2 separate regions of the Homo sapiens genome follow, and region 1 is linked to region 2. A link is a contact called in ENCODE Hi-C or POLR2A ChIA-PET data. All regions are on one chromosome and are shown on one strand. The core of a region is the stretch at or near the end of the contact, and the rest is flanking DNA. Distances in the headings are between cores, read along the strand shown. Region 1 has its middle 120 kb from the start of RFC3. Region 2 has its middle 210 kb from the start of LINC02344.

The links. Hi-C counts contacts between places; a loop is a spot of excess contacts on that map. ChIA-PET counts read pairs that join two places held with the same protein, here RNA polymerase II (POLR2A).
Region 1: a map of PC-3 shows a loop between it and region 2 (2.8-fold over the local background). The contact joins two enhancer-like sites. A Hi-C loop is called at or near these places in 1 of 168 maps with a recorded cell type or tissue (PC-3). POLR2A ChIA-PET finds 5 or more read pairs at or near these places in 4 of 52 experiments (MCF 10A, activated CD4-positive, alpha-beta memory T cell and activated naive CD4-positive, alpha-beta T cell).

The regions. Positions count from the first base shown.
Region 1 is chr13:33,692,765-33,698,495 of GRCh38, forward strand. No RefSeq gene overlaps it. Among named protein-coding and RNA genes, the nearest start is that of RFC3, 120 kb to the right of the region's middle. Within about 2 kb of position 4,332, at least 4 of the 41 ENCODE cell types and tissues checked have a DNase peak (open chromatin) inside an H3K27ac peak, as active enhancers do.
Region 2 is chr13:33,546,768-33,552,548 of GRCh38, forward strand. It overlaps a transcript of STARD13 not described here. Among named protein-coding and RNA genes, the nearest start is that of LINC02344, 210 kb to the left of the region's middle. Within about 2 kb of position 1,509, at least 2 of the 41 ENCODE cell types and tissues checked have a DNase peak (open chromatin) inside an H3K27ac peak, as active enhancers do.

The sequences.
Region 1 (5,731 bases), core at 3,082-5,581, 150 kb after region 2:
CTGAATTCCAAAAGAGAAGAGGGCATGAGGAGGCATGTTTGACCCTCACTTCTCGTCATGGCCTGAGCTGTCCTTCAGGTTAACTTTGGAGTGCCCTGACTGAGAGGAGGGAGTCCATTCAGATGGTTTGGCAGGGGGGCCTCAAAATTTTATTTTTGGTTTACATTCCACTCACACAGGTACTGTATATATTTATAATACATATAGGGGTTTTTTATGTGCTATTTCCACTGGACTTTTTCTGTTTAACCTCCCCCTCCCTTTTCTGATTCCTTTTGCTAGATATGTCAGAAAATGAAGGATGTCTTTAAATTCATTAAATGACAACTTGGTACAGAACAGGAATTGCCTGGAAGTGCAGTAGGCCCTGTGACAAAGGTATATAGACACAGGATGGTGGTGGGGATAGCACTGGTTTTGCATCCAATAGAAGTAGATTTGAATAAAACCTTAGTCCCTTCCCAGTTCTATGTTCTAGGAAAATTTGTTTAACCTCTATGAGCCATGGTTTATTTATTAAAAAAAATATAGCTAGCAGTGCTACCTAAATCAAAAGGTTGTTACGAAGACTGGAAATAATATTCATAAAATACTCAGCATCACATCTGCCATAGATGCAGTCACTAAAATAATAGTTTGTGTTAATATCGATAATCATGATCAGCAGCAAGTATACAGTTTTCGTGCATAAAAGTATGTTTGTATGTGACATTGTGAGAGCCTCAGCCCATGAATGGCTCAGCCAAATTCTCTGATCTTCCATGTCCTTGAGGGAGAGGAGAATGTCTGTCCACTGCAGGAAGAAAGATTGGTCCCACAGTAGCTGTGACACACCATGCATGGCAAGTGGTAGAGTGCTCATGAATAGCAGAAATCAGTCATGCTTCCACTGTGTGCAAGCCCTGATGTAGGCCTATTAATTTCTGGGTATTCTTGACCTAGGCCTCTAAGAACTCAGATTTAAAGGCATATTCATAACCATCGTATTTCTCAAGATACGAATTCCTTATCCCCTAGAAGTGTCAAGTGCCCCAATTTCCCATTACATGTCTCTCCATCATACATGAGACACCCACATAAATTGTTTCCATTACATACAAGCTGGAGATGCAATCTAAACTCAAACAGCAACTCTGGATAAACTGTCAGTATCTGAGTGGTCTATGGGTTTTAGCCATGCTGATTGTCAGTTTAAGTCTTATTGAAAATGAAGTGAAGTAGAAAGCAACCGGTCAGTTGGTTAATCCATACCACCATCAAGAGCTGAGATTAGGTGCACCCAGAGCATCAGCTTACACAGAGACAGCTGCAGAGTATGTGCTTTCCCTACTTGCTCTGCGTTCTTACACTGTTGGCCCAGTACCTAGCAGGGGCTCCAACCTGCTCCCGACACCACAACCTCTGCATGCAATGCCGTCTACCCTGGTGACCCTCTAAGGCTTGAGCTAAACCACAGCCCTCTTAGCTGGGGCTGGGATTTCCTTTCGAATTTTTTCAGATCTTTCCAGGAGGTGAATTTCATGTTGTGCTTCCTCAATCACTGGCTAGAGTCTGGCTGTGAGTGCACTGATATCCCAGAACCACTACCTAATATTTATTTTTTTTCCCACAATTCCTGTGCCTTATGTACTAGATTGAAATTCCTAGTACTGATACTTTCTGAGATAATATCTGTCCTTTGGATATTATTTTGTCTTGATCTTCAATTCTGCCTTACAGATGCCAACAGCTGCAAGTGGGTGGATTACTCCTTGCTTTCCTGAGTAGGGCCTTTCCTGGCCTCAGCTCACTAGGCCTTGTCAATAGCCCTGAACCCATCCTATCATGACACTGGACAAATTCCATACCTCACTAACCAGCTGTAGATAAAAACTTGAATCAACCATCATCATTTATAGACTCCAGGTAGCTTTCCCTAACAACCAGGACTTCACCTCTTCAGTGAGTTAAGTCTTCATCATCAATGCTTTCCTAATACATTTTGCATGTCTGTCTCACTGTATTTCTTCTTTGTTTTAACATTGTTTGCAAGTCATTCCTCTTAGAGTGTATATTCCTGGAGGGCAAGGCAGTGTCTAAGTCATCTTTACATCTCTATTTCTAATACATAGTAGGTACTCAATAAACCAATAAGCAGATGAACAAGGTGCCTTTTAACTCTCAAATTTTATAATTCTGGAATCTGTTAATATTGACTCATCTAATTTTGAAGTCAACAAAATGCCAAAAGATAGAGCAAGGAATTACATACACTTTGCTTCTTTATTCCTAATGTTTTTTTCCATAATAAGTTGTTGCTGTGTTCTATTTCATTAACGAGAAAAATGAAATAGAAAGAGCTACCCTTTTTTGAACACTTACTGTTAGCTATATACCATGCTAAGGGTGTATATACATCAACCCAGCCAGTTTATCCTCCTCCACATCCTATATTATCTTCATTTTATGGAACAGGAAATGGTGATATTTGTTTTCTATCCATGCCTGAGAAGCACCGCTTATTAGGTAAGGGAGAAACATTCTCTTTCCCCAAGAGTCCTTAGTGTGTAGAATTTCTTTTTCAGTTGGTGCTTTTGGCAGAGCTCAATCCCTGAGCACACTGAACTTACACTGTTCTTTCTTCATATACCAGACGCGACCCAGAATCTAGTGATGCAATCAAGATATTGACCTGGTTTTCTAAGATTATGGCAGAATAAGAATTCTGATCTTACTATTATGTCATAGTTAAAGCTGTTACACTTTGACTCTAGTTGGTTTTTTAGGGATGGAATGAGTTTTCGATTCCTTTCTTTGGTCTAGCAGGTATCAGGCAGCTTTGAGCAGTGCCCACATGAGTGTTCAGGAAGAAAGGGCACCCCCATCCAGTTAGATAATCTGGATCAACCACGCCAGTCAATAGGATGGCAAATATTGCAGGTCCACCAACAAATCATCATCTGCTTCCCCAAGGAGAAGGCTGGATTTCCCTTGCCTGGGTGGTAAATGGTAAATAACGTGGTCCTTAACTTTGGTCTGAATAGACTCTACAGAGTGGGATTCAGAACATTTCATCCAAAAATATATGGTAACTCTTAGATTTCAGACCTAGAGCCCTTATGCAATTTTCTACCATGGGGAAGTGACATCTTAGAAATAAAATACAATTTGCCAGGAATCTCTCATAATATATGTTCTCATTAGTATAAGGCTCTCAAATTGGCTTTTTCCCCTTCATTTTGAATTTGGTTTGCAGCCATACTCACACACACTAAGGTGCATCCATAAAGAAGGTAAAATCAAGCTGAGCCTCAACTACATGGATTCCAGCAACACTGTTCTTTCCTCTGACTCCAGGCCAGGGTGGAGAGCTCCTGTGAAGATGTTGGAGTGAACTGAAGCAGTGTAGGGTAGTGACAAATAACCAAATTTTACTGTTTGGAGTTTTTTAAACGTGAAATATCTAGGTATCTTTGCTATTATCAAAAAATGACAACCTCATTTCCATAAAGCAATTTTCCCCACAGCAGTCTCCAAGAGCTTCTCCACAGACCACCTCATCTCTGCACAGCAGGGTGAGAACAGCCAGAAGAGCCACCATCAGATTCACATGCATGGATTCCACTTTGATTCTCCTTAAAATGCCCAGACTCTTGAGTGACAGGAAAAACCCCATGTCCCAAAGACCTCAGCTCCAATTTCAGTCTTGTACCTCAAACTTGTTATCTTTGCTCTTCATCTGAACACTTTTCCCCCCCAAAAATTAAACTTTAGATCTGGGAATTCCCTGCCCTTTTTACATTTACAGGCTTGTAATCCACTCAGTTGAAATCTGTTACGGGCCTCAACAATCAAAACTAATAGTGAAAATGAAAAAAAATGCATCTAAAATATTTGTAATAGTGCTATTCCAAAATATCTCATAAGCTGCAGGCAACCTTCAGCAGTCCCCAGCTATAGTTCCAAATTTGAATCACATCATCATCATATATGTAATATTTGATCTACAAACTGTGATGACTAAGAGTTGCTAAAACTCTTTTTCTGCTACACTACCACAGGTATTGTTACCAATTATACAAAATCCATGAATACCATTAAATGCTTCTTTATTTTCCCTCTACTTTAATAGAATTTTATTTTTTGATTAAGGGAAACCAAAACATGAAAAGTCTGGTTTACTCAAATCCAAATACCATATGTAAGCAAATTTCATAAATGTATCCATGTATACGGACACTCTTTCTACACGTGACAAACAATAGGTTAAAACATATTCGTGCAAACACAATTCAGTTGTTTTCCATTTGGAATAAACATTTGGTCCAGCATATAAAAGCTACATTAAAAGACTTAGATGTGGTAAATAACTTGAACAAAAGAAACTTTGCCTATTACTAATACAACTAGAAAGGAGACGGGCTCAAGGATGAGTGAGATTTGTAGTCTTTCTGCAGCACGGCAACGTTTTATACAAGATAATGCCATTCCTTCCCCTTGGATAAACAACATGAGTCACTCTGTAAGCATTCAACAACTGGGCTCATAAATACCATATACCATCTGTCACTCAAATTTATGAAATCTTTGCTAATGTCACTTCAGGACTAAAAATTTCTACCTCAGTTTTTTTTTCCTTCCCTGGAACATAACTATAAAGGTAACATGCTTGCAGAGACTTGTAGAATTTTGTAACAGGGACAAAAATAAACAAAAACATCTTTGTGATTCTTCATTCTCAGCAATGTATTAATAACGTTTTCTGATTAAGTACAATGATTATGTTTCTCCAAAGGAAAAACTCAATGAATCATTTTTAGCCCTAGTTTAACCAAAATTATTCTCTATCTGAAGCAAGTCCAGATGATTCACTTAGAATTACCTACAGAAGGCCAGGCATGGTGGCTCACGCCTATAATCCTAGCACTTTGGGAGGCCAAGGTGGGCGGATCACCTGAGGTCAGGAGTTCATGACCAGCCTGGCCAACATGATGAAACCCTATCTCTACTAAAATACAAAAATTAGCCAGGGATGATGGCGGGTGCTTGTAATCCCAGCTACTCTAGAGGCTGAGACGGGAGGATTGCATGAACCCAGGAGACGGTTGCAGCCTGGGCAGCTGAGCGAGACTCCGTCTCAAAAAAAAAAAATTACCTACAGATGTTATATGTAAGTGTGTGTGTGTGTGTAAAATATGTAGTTATATATTATATATAATATATACATGTTTTCAGAAATCTCACAGATTTTTTATTAACAGCATTTTGTTTGATCACAAACTAACACTTTTAATTATTGTTCCAGGCCCACATAATCAAGTAATGTTGTCTTTAAAAGTGAGTAAGTCCATTGGAATTTTTTTCCCATATTTGTATTAAGGTATAATTTACATGTAGTAAAAGTCACGCATTTTTCTGTGAGTTTTGAGAAATGTATACAGCCATGTCACCATCACCACAATCAAGATGTGGAATGGTTCTGTCATTGTCCCAAATGTCTTTTGTACTTTGTAATCAACCCCTCTTCCCACCCTAACCCCTATCCAGTGCTGATATGTTTTCTGTCCCTGTAGTTTTGTGTTTAAAAGAATCTTATACGAGTGGTATCTTATATAAGTATGTAACCCTTTGAGCCTGGCTTCTTTCGCTTAGAAAAATGGATTTAAGATTCATCCACCTTGTTGCAGGAATCAGTTCATTGTTTTTTACTGGTGAATAGTATCACATGGTACAAATGTACAATTTGTTTATC
Region 2 (5,781 bases), core at 259-2,758:
TGAGTAGCTGGGATTACAGGCAAGATTAATGTTTTTTATTTGTAATCAATTTAAGCCTAATACATGTTCTAATAATTTTTGTATTTCATATATGGATAAATTATAATAATTCTTTTAAAGTGAAAGTATTGATGAGAGATACTTTTTTTTGGAATAGCTCATTTTAAGCCCCTGATACTTGATATGGATAAAATATTTTCAGTGTTTAATAAAATGTTGAAATATATTTAACTTTACTAATTTGAGCCCTGCCAATTATAATACTTTAGAAAAAGTGAAAATATAATAGTACATTTATAAGGCTTTTAAGTATTCACAAAATAGTCATTTCCCAGTAGATGTTTTTCAGCTCTTATGATACAGTGTTTTCTTTTTCTTTTGGCCATGTATTGATCAGAATTAGTCATTAACTTTACTAACAACTGGATTTAGTTTGTCAGCCTTGATGGTTTGGTTACACAGATGTAGCTATTGTGTCAACCCCACTGTTTTAAATATGTTCCTATGCCAGGTGAAATTTGATCCCTTTAAGCAAATTTCTGTTAAACACTTTGTGTCAGTTTCAGTAACGTTTCCCCAATGAACATTCCTACTGTACAAAATTTTACATATGTGTATTTACATATTTATACTTTTTTCACAAATGTGGGAATTTAGGATACTATGTTTGTAAAAATTGGGCAATTTTTCTTGAAGATAATTTTTAAAATTACAGCAAAACATAGGGCCCTGAGAAGAAGAGGTAAAATATATGGAAGAGCAAGTATGTATAGATAATTTTGTAACGTAACCTTGAGAGAAATATAGAAAACTGAGACAACATAAGCCAAAGGAAAGGAATTGGGATGTAAAACCTTTAGGGTAGAGCAGTGCTCTGCTGTGGTCATTTATGCCTTGGCATTAAGTTCTTTTGAATATAAAACAATGCATTTAGAAGGATTTTAAGACTATATCACAGTGCACTGGCATTTTCTTCTTCAATTTTCCAGGGCTAAATAAGGTAATTGAATAATAAAACTTAAAAGCATTTTTCATTTCATGAAGATCCAAGAAAAAATATTTCATAACAATTTTTATTTACAAGAAGGAAAAACATATTCATAAGAATCTTAGATGATTAGTAGGTTAATGAAATAAAAAGTTTGTTAGGAAGAAGGAATACTAGTTATTGAACAATGCCAATTTTTTCTATTTAAAAATATTTAAAATGCCATTAGTTGATTTATTTAATGAGCCATCAGCCTTTATTTTAGATTCACTATAACTCTGATCTCCTAAACCTGCTTTTCCTATCAGGTCTTAAATATTTCATCCCTGCTTTCTTTTACAATATAGTTTTTGGGAATGTAACTATCATGTTGATAAGTAATGCTAGGTGAAGGAAAAAGTTAAAACAACTCCAATGCTAGGCAGTGATATACCATAGAAAAATAAATGAGCCAAAGATAGGGGAAGTGATTTTTTTTGGAGGAAGAAAACAGAAATGAGAACAAGAGGACATGGATGACTGCTGAAAAACTGACCAAGTTCCTCTTCAGTCTTCTAACAGAATTTGGAAGATGTTCTTAGCATGCAACTGTTGGTTGAAAAAAACCCAAATGTACAAGGGCCATCAGTTCTTAAAAGTGGAATAGTGCATAGAAAGCTTATTGACACAACATAGCAGTTTGATGAAATGGACTGAAGCCATTTCTGTGGAGTGGACTCGTGGAAAATGTGATGCCTGATTCATAAAATTGTACACAGTTGAATGTTGCTATATAGGTAAGGTTTTGCAAACTCAGGACTCTCAGGAAACATCAAAGGTATATAGTTGGCACACTTAATTTTAGATATGTGTGATACGTTTGTGATTTTTTTTAAAAAAATATTTCCAGGAATGCTTAAGAAGATTATACCACCTCATGCTATAAAATAAAACTAACTTGGAGAATTCAACAATGTTTGCTGTTTTAATATGCATCTTACAAAGATAATTATAAACACTGAGAGTATTTACTGCAATGCCCTGAATATAGTATGCCTAAAGAATTTTCTGTATAAAAATAATTGTATTTATTTTAGTTAAAAATTGAGTAAAATATACATGCATCAAAATAATTTCTAGGTAGACCAAAGTGATATATGTAAAGAAAGACAAAATCAAAAATCAGGAAATTGCTGGTGAATATCTAATCTCGGGATAGAAAAATATTTTTTTAAATCACAAAAGCAATCAGTAATCAAAAGAAAAGATGACTGATAATTATTACCATATAAATATTTTTAAACTCATGTGTTAACAATTTATAGAACAAATAAGTTCGAGAAAATGTTTGTCCTTAGCATGTCAGTTAATTAAAATAAAACACAGAAACTTCATACAGTTCAGCAAAGGACATCTTGATTTGTGCTTTGGAGAATCTATTGAGTTTTTTTGGTTACTGAGTAATAGTTTAGTTAGATGTGTTGCTATAGCTATACATTCTTCCATCTTATGTTTTCAAAATATTAAGTGTCCTCATTTATTTTTTGTGTAATTGAGAATAAACTGAAATCAAGTAATACACATTCTCTCATAAAAATAAATATACTCGGTCATTGAATTGTAAAGTGTGGATCCCAGGATGATATCATCATCACCTGGAAACTTGTTAGAAATACACATTCTTGTCCCCTGACCAAAATCTATTGAATGAGAAACTCTGAGGGTGAAGCCCAGCATTTTAAAATCTAAAAATCCATGTTTTAACCCATTTGGGGATACTAAATAAACTGCTGTAGTCCTTCAATAAGCCCATCACACATTTTCACCATGTCATCTATAGGCACTTTTTCTACGGTGTTAACATCATCTTCATCATCACTATTATCATAATCACCTTGATTAAGAACCATTTTGGCTATTTCCCCATGGATCAATGAATGAATAATTAGAGCCGCATTATTGCTGGTAAAAACTTACATGACATCTGTTTCTTCCATCTTACTGCCAGACTCTGAAGGTGTATTTTTTTGTATATGTATGGAGGTCAGACATTATTTTTTTTCTCATGTGACATATAGAAACCTTCAAAGTCACCACTTTGTTCATCACCATCACTGAACATAGTTATAGCCCAGAGGTTGTGCCAGGCATGCACAACTGTGTATTTGTCACTGTATTCCAAACATGGGCATTCTTCGTGCTAAACTCCTTTTGAAAACTTTCCACACTCATGCCTCTGTTCACTGTTGCTAGCATGCTGATCAAGAAACTTTTTATATTTATTCTTTATTGATCCAAGAACACCCTAGTCACATGGATGAATTAATGAAGTCACAATTAGGGTAAAATACATGACCTAAACATTTTTAATGAGAATTTCTGCTGGATGATGAGCAGAATCCTTATCAAGCAGTGCCAAAATCTTGCAGTCGTTAATCATTCAGTCTAGATTCCCTACAGCAAGCAAGAGCCACTAGTACCAAATGTTTGTGAAACCAATCAGAAAAGATATCCCTAATTCTCTATGCCTTTTTGTTAGCATAATAATTTACTGGAAAGAAATTTACTCCTTGAAAACAACAAGGATATAAGCTTTTGTCTATCATAGCAAGGTTTTCTTTATGCATGCGTGCTGCATTAGCACATCCCAGAACAGTTATTCTGTCCTTAGCATCCTTAATTCCTATTGAAGCTGTCTCACCAGCTGTAGTCAGTGTTTTTCTGGTGCAATAATGCCGAAACAGTGATGTTTCATCAGCATTACAGACCTGTCCTGGTATCAGATTTTCATCAGTGATGACCTTAGTAACCTCATCAGTGAATATCTCCCTTGCTTCATGATCAGGAAATGGTACAAATCTTCAAAACCTTAACGCTGTGCTTTTTCTTAAATTTATGCAACTAGCCTGTTGAATGTTCACAGTTCCCTTCAATTTTCAGTTCATCGTGATAGATCTTTGCAAGTTTCATGTTCAGCATACCATTAAGTGGCATGTATTCACTGTGACACTGATGGTTCCATTCTTTCAATACATATTCAAGGACTTCATATTTCACTCCATGCATTGCTTTTCTATTTTTCATTAACTTCTGTTCATCACTTTCAGCATAGAACTTCCAACAATGTATCCTTCTCTTTCTTCAGGTCATACATGGTGGTCACTCCAACACTATACTCTTCTATAAGACATTTTCCACTTATACCACCATCCAGTTTCTTCAACAGCTTGACTTTCTGTGCTATAGATAAGTATAAATGCTTCCTCTTTTCTTTACTACTGTTACTCATAAGGGTATCTGCAGATCTTTCTACATTTTCCACAATACCTTTATACCACAGAGAAGAGAATAAGCAAAACAAAACAACATAATGAGTAAGGCATGTAGGTCTTGGCCTCATGTAGGGCATCACAGGCAACCCGCCATTGGTGTGTCTTGCCTGACATGTGCCATTTTATTACCCTTTGTGGATGTGCCTGCATGACGAAGTCTGGGGCATGTGTGGAAAAGATACTTCACAGCTGAAGGGGGCTGGGAGGGTCTCTTTGGAGACATTAAGTAAACTGTGTGTTGTGTATCTGCATTTTGACTGTGATCCATCATATGAGGTCAGGTGTGGAATTTTCAACTTGTGACTTCGTGTCAGCACTCAAAAAGTTTTGGATTTGGGGGAATTTCAGTTTTGGATTTTCAGATTAGGGATGGTTAAGATGTAATTTCATTATGAGTAAATAGATTAAATACTCCAACCAAAAGGCAGAGATTGTCAGGCTGGATTTTGAAAAGCAAGATCCAACTATCTTCTGTCTACAAGAGACAAGCTTTTGCTTTTCCCTTTTTTTTTTTTTTTTTTTTTTTTTTTTTTTTTTTTTTTTTTTTTTTGAGTTGGAGTCTCACTCTGTCAGCCAGGCTGGAGTACAGTGTTGGGATCTTGGCTCCAAGCAACCTCCACCTCCTGGATTCAAGTGATTCTCCTGCCTTATCCTCCTAAGTAGCTGGGATTACAGGTGCCCACCACCATACTGGCTCATTTTTGTATTATTGATAGAGGCAGGGTTTCACCATGTTGGCCAGGCTGGTCTTGAGCTCCTGACCTCAGGTGATCCACTCACCTTGGCCTCCCAAAGTGCTGGGATTATAGGCATGAGCCACCACAGGTTGCCATGAGACAGACTTTAGATTCAAAAATTTAGTCTGAAAGTTAAAAGGATGGAAAATGATATATCATACAAACAGTAACCATTAAAGACCTGCAGTGAATACACTAATATTAGACAAAATACACTTTGAGACAAAAATAAATAAAATACTTGAGACAAAGAGTACATTTCATAATGATAAGGGGGTTAATTCAACAGGAAAATAGAAAAGTTATATATATACCTCAGATTTCCCCAAGTACATGGAGCAATAAATCACAGAACTAAAGAGAGATATAGACAATAATAATTGGAGACTTCAACACCCCAATCTCGATAATTGATGAACAACTAGATACAAAATTAGCAAGGATATGTTTTGTATCACTTAACACTTACACAACACGATCAGCAGACTACTGATCCACCAACTCTATCCACCAAACAAAAGCAGAATAGACATTCCTCACAAGCACACACAGACTGTCCTCCAAAATAGACCATATTCTAGGCCATAAAACACATCTGAATAGATTTAAAAGGAATAAAATCACATAAAGTACGTTCTTTGACTGTAACAGATAAATGAGAAACCACCAACAGAAGGTAAAATCCTTTTGTGGTGATGGAAACATTCTAAGACTAGATTGTGGTGCAAGTGAGCAACTCATTTAC